Regions from separate parts of the Mus musculus genome. Here region 1 is linked to region 2. Evidence: chromatin contacts called from ENCODE Hi-C or POLR2A ChIA-PET data. All regions are on one chromosome and are shown on one strand. The core of a region is the stretch at or near the end of the contact, and the rest is flanking DNA. Distances in the headings are between cores, read along the strand shown.

Evidence for each region. A loop is a pair of places that touch in the nucleus more often than their neighbours do. ChIA-PET counts read pairs that join two places held with the same protein, here RNA polymerase II (POLR2A).
Region 1: a loop to region 2 is called in a map of heart, with 1.9 times the contacts of the local background. The contact joins the promoter of Nfat5 here to the enhancer-like site in region 2. A Hi-C loop is called at or near these places in 6 of 37 maps with a recorded cell type or tissue (Patski, T-helper 1 cell, heart and 2 more). POLR2A ChIA-PET finds 5 or more read pairs at or near these places in 3 of 5 experiments (Patski and embryonic stem cell).

Annotation. Positions count from the first base shown.
Region 1 is chr8:107,292,065-107,294,764 of GRCm38, forward strand. Nfat5 (nuclear factor of activated T cells 5) reads left to right here and starts at 1,406. Exons shown (of 15, transcript NM_018823.2): 1 at 1,406-1,834. The coding sequence starts at 1,762.
Region 2 is chr8:107,253,100-107,255,799 of GRCm38, forward strand. No RefSeq gene overlaps it. Among named protein-coding and RNA genes, the nearest start is that of Nfat5, 39 kb to the right of the region's middle. Within about 2 kb of position 1,417, at least 1 of the 3 ENCODE cell types and tissues checked has a DNase peak (open chromatin) inside an H3K27ac peak, as active enhancers do; it is heart, where a contact is called at or near this core.

The sequences.
Region 1 (2,700 bases), core at 156-2,655, 39 kb after region 2:
AAAATCCCACACAGAATTAAAAATTATTTTCCAAGATGCGCACCCTGTGCTCAAATTGATATTTTAATAACTCGATTAAAAATTTCCCAAAAGTCTATTAAGAGTCAGGAAACAGTCTGTGGTGGAGGTGAGGATGTGTTTTTGCAACGGAAACTTTTAGCCCCCGAGAACAGAGCAGCCAAAAAAATCTCATTTACATGTTTTCCCTCCATTCTCCCTTAGCACAGTGAAAAAAATGAAAACCCGTGTGGAAGAGTATGTTTGCTTACTTCTCTCCCCCTACCCCACGCACGCGTGTGCATTACACACAAGCCATGTGGACTCACATGATCCCATTTTTAAATTGTCTTTTATTTTCCACTCCGGAGTAAATTCGACCATTCACTATCAGAGACATCATTATACATAAACTTAAACAACAACAACAACAAAAATCAAAGCCAGGCATGGTGGTACTCTTCTGTAATCCCAGCATTCGAAAAGCTGAGTCAGGAGAACTGCCCTAAAATTGAGGCCAGTCTAAATCTACACAGCGAATTGCAGGCCAGCTAGACCTACATAACAAAATCACCTGTCTAAATAAATAAATAAATGCAGTCGCCGTAAATTTGGTGTGGTGGGTAACGTGGGGGGAAAATATTTTCATTAAAAAGAATCAATAGCCGAGCATGGTGACTTCTGACCGGCAGGGGCAAGCACAGCTCTGTGAGTTTGAGGCCAGCCTGATCTACATAGTGAGCTCCAGGCCAGAGTGGGCCAACAGAAATCATCAACAACAAAAAAATCCACGAACAGGAACAACAACAACAAAATCCACAAACAAAACTTGGTAACTCGTGATGGTGGTGGTGGTGGTGAGTATGGCTTGCCCTTTCTTAATTAAAAAGTGAGTCTGATAGCCCCTTGACCAGCTCACTGCAGACACTGCTATGAAAAACCCCGAAGGGCCCGGTTGCTGTCCAAGCTGTGGAACTCCATTCCCCAGTGCTGAGCTCCAGCGAGCGGGCCTCGATCGCTGCAAGTCCCTGGAGGGCTTTTCCCCTCCTGGCTGACATCCAGGTCCCCCAGGGTCTGTGTCCTCCTAAGTACACCACGGAGCAGGGCCGGCCGCCTCAGGCTCGCCGCCACCAGGTCGAGGCAAAAAAAAAAAAAAAAAAAAAAAATCTTTTCCCTTCTCAGGGCCCCAGAAGCCAGGCCGCCTCCCTCCACCCTCCCTGCTGGCTGGCGGGGCCCTTTCCCAGCCCGGGATCAGCAGCGGCCGCAGCAGCGACGGCAGGAAGCGAAGCCCTTGTTGATGCTGTTCCGTGGCGCGCCTGTCCGCCCTCCGCCGGCCGCCAGGCTCTTCCGGGCTCCCGGACCTCCCCCCCTCCGCGCGTGCGCAGTGCCCCACGAGGGGGCGGGGCTCAGATTCCTGTCAGCGGCGCCGGCGGTGGCGGCGGCCGTCAGTGTGCGCTGAGGAGAAGCCCGAAACGGACCCGTTTGGCTCTCCCTCTTCCCCTTTCCCCGGTCCGAAGCTTCTGGTCTCTGGACTCACCGGGAGTCAGTTCTCCACTCCGCAGAGCTGTTCCCTCCACTCCGCCGCCCTTCTCATCGCTCGGCCGGGTGGGAAGTGACTGCCCTCGAGGAGGAGGAGGAGGCAGCGGCTGCCGCCCTCGCCTCACCGCCCCCGGTTCGGTGCCCGCGGATCCCGGAGAGGAGGTGCCGCCGCCACCGCCGCTCCCCCCCTCCCGCTGCCCTCGGGCCGGGCTGGGTCGAGCTGCGATGCCCTCGGACTTCATCTCATTGCTCAGCGCGGACCTAGACCTGGAATCGCCCAAGTCCCTGTACTCGCGAGGTGAGTCAGATGGGGGGGTGGGGGGGTGGGGCGTGGGGGCGGGGAGCGCGAGCGCGCGGAGTCCCGGGCTGGGGTGGGGGGGTCCCCCGTCGGGGCCGGGCTCGGGCGGGCTTGCCCCTCACGAGAGTCCTGGGCTGGCCGCGGAGGGCCAGGGGTGATCCCGGAGCTGCCGAGCGGCGCCCCCCTCCCCAGCGCGGCGCGGCGCGGCGGCGCGGCGGGGGGCTTAGGGTCCGCGCGCCCCCCAGAGTCCTCTGCGGTCCCGGAGGTTCGCAACCTGCCGGTCGGCGGGTCCGGACTCCACCACACTCGGCGGACTGCCGGCCCAGTCCTCCCCCGGCTCGGGAATCACCCCACTGGTCCCGCTGCTGGGGACACCGGGGAGGGGGGGTGGAATCGGGGCGCCGCGGCTCGTGTCCCCCGGACTCTCCTCTTTGGCAAAGTTGCCCCACGCCGGGCTGCGTGGCCCCGAGGGGCTTCGGAGCTCAGGGTCACCATTTTTTTTTTTTTCTCCCTCTGGTCTTGTTTGTGCGCGGTCGTCCTACTCCCCCCCCTTCCCCGGCCTAGTCCACTCCCTCCCCATGTCGGGACGGCCCCCCTCGGCCAGGCGTTCTTCCTTTCCTCGTCATCTTCTTGCCTGGAAAAGGCCCCAATCTTCTTTCTCTCTTTCCACCTCCGTGACATTCTAATTACTTCTCTTTTACAAAGATAGGGATGCCCTCCTTGGAGTACTTGTATTCCTCTCCCTGGAGTACCAGGCTCGGGCACAGTCCTGCCCTTTGAGAAAAATTCTCTTCTGTTGCTGTTCAAGGGCTTCGTGCAGAGAGGAGGCAATGAACAGAAAATCCCATTTAAAACTACTTTGGCTA
Region 2 (2,700 bases), core at 167-2,666:
ATATATAATTTTTTTGAGACCAGGTCTTTCTATGTAGTTCAGGCTAACCTCGAATTAATGATCTTCCTCAACCTTTCAAGTGCTGGGATTACAGATATGCATAGCCATCCTAGTTTGATTTCTATTACTGTGATAAAACATTGACTGAAAGCAGCTTGGGCGGGAAGGGTTTATTTCATCTTACAGCTAACGGCACAACAGGGCAGAAAGCCAAGGCAGGACTTCCTGCTACAGGTAGGAACTGACGCAGAGGCCACGGGAGAGCACTGTTTCCTGGCTTATTCCCTACAGCTTGGTTTTTGTTTTCTTTAGACAGGGTTTCTCTAGCTGGCCTAGAAATCACTACATAGGCTGGGCTGACCTCGAACTTGCAGAGTTCATCTGGCTCTGCCTCCCTAAATGTGGGGACTAAAGATTCACACACTGAGTTCCAGGCTAGTCAGGGCTAGAAGTGAGACTCAAACACACACACACACACACACACACACACACACACACACACACACATCCCAAAGGAAAAGGAAAACACAGAAACTAAAGATGTTTTTATTTAAAAATATATATATACTAAGCCAGGCGTGGTGGCGCACACCTTTAATCCCAGCACTTGAGAGGCAGAGGCAGAGGCAGGCAGATTTCTGAGTTCGAGGACAGCCTGGTCTACAGAGTGAGTTCCAGGACAGCCAGGGCTATACAGAGAAACCCTGTCTCGAAAAAACAAAAAACAAAACAAAACAAAAAACCCCAAACAAACAAAATACTTATAGATGCCTTTGTACTGGAGTTTTTAACAACAGGAGTTTATAGCAGCATTTTAGCCTTTACAAAGTACCCCAGAGCTTTGATTTTTAAAAGAGATGCGGTAGAGGCTGGATATGTGGCATTGCAGTTAAGAGAGCTTTGCTCCTCTTATAGAGGACTGGAGTTTGCTTCTCAGAATCTACACTGGGCAGCACACGACCACCTGTAGCTGCCGCACCACATGGTCTGACAGGCTGTTCTGGCCTCCACAGCTACCCACGTTCATATGCACCTGCTCTTACACAGACACGTTTAAAACATAAAGTAAAATAAAAAAGTAAATTCAAAAGAAAAGAATTGTGGTGGGTACGTGTGTGTGTGTAATCACACACACACACACACACACACACACACATACACACACAAACTTAAAACATACCTACGAGTGGAGACTAGAGGTAGGGTAGGAATTGGATATGAAAAAAACTTGGAAGGAGCTATTTTTCAGTTAGTGCATGTGTGTGTAACGTATGTCACTTTTGATTCATATGACTGTATGATGTATAAAACATTGTATTACCAAAAGAACAAGCATGCTTAAAATGAAAGGGGGGTGTTTAATCCCTAGGCGAGACTCTGGGGTGGTGGCATCTGTGAGGGGGTGGCATTCTTAGGGCAGCCACACCAAGTAAGCATCTGCTTACTCCGTCCTGGCTCCACCCACCTTAGCTGATAAACTGAAAGCAAGTCTGGGCTCCCAGGGAAAAGGCCAAGAGTGGCTTGCAGCCTGGTTCTAGAGGGGGCAGAAGTAAGACACTCTTTCTCCCCTGTTTGTTTCTCAATGGCAGAAATTCCTTTTAATCTCTCACGCTACAACAGGGAAGAACTTTACCTGCAGGTCCTTCCTCAGGGAGATAAGATAGACCTAAATTCACAGGTTAGTGTAAATGTCTGTCAGAGTCTAATACATGCCAGGCAAATGCTCTGCCGATTGAACTACACCCCTAGCCCCAGATATAAGGCTCTTAGAGGCTCTATCTCAAAAACACATTTTGTGAGAGATCAAGAAGCCTAGAAGAAGACCCTGGACAGATGAATATAAGGTGACGAAGCATGGCAGACAGTCTGTTTCTTAGTATTCTAGTCTGGGCCAGACCTAGATGAGAGAGCTCCAGGAAACAGAAACCAGGAGAGTCCAGCTGCGTCTGAGGCTAGGCCTGAGTTTAAGTGTCAGCTGCTTCTTTGCTGTGAGCTCTGGTCTGAGTGTTTAGCCTCTGGGAGTCTGTTTTTCCCCCTTTGTGAAATGGGATTGCTGATAAACCCTATGACTCATGGGAGCAGAGAGGAGAGCATCCGGATAGTCGAAGGTGGCGCCGCGGAGAGTGAACTTTACACGGCCAGCCCCCAGGAGTCTTCCTCTACAAGGTGTGCAGGGGCCACCACAAGGCCACGCATGTGGTTCAGAGGAGAAAGGTGACGGAGAGGAGCAGCCATATGGAACAATACCAAGAATGAAAACAGGGTGGTGGGTCTGACTCACACGGTGACTCACTTCCTTGCCCAGGGATGCTCTGAGCCAGGGCTGCTTCTCCCAGGTTCGCTCTCTGGGGAGAAGATATCCCTGCCCTACAGGGAGAGGGAATCAGGGCATCACCCTGTACCCTCCATGTTCAGTTTCAAAGGAGAGCTCAATCAGTTGAAACCTTCAAATTTGAATTCAGAAAATAAATAGACTAAGATCCAGTCTTTAGAAGAAAGGACAGCTTTTGATGGGGGGGGGGCAGTTACAGGGACCTTGGAACTCTTTTGTCCTCTTCTGGATTATCACATGGATATCTGTACCCCACAGGACAGTGGGAAGGCACAGAAGAGTGTCAAGAAACTGAAAAACTCACCCATAATTCTGTTATCCAGACTCAATCATAGGATTTGCCTTAGTATTTTTCCACTTAATTTTTT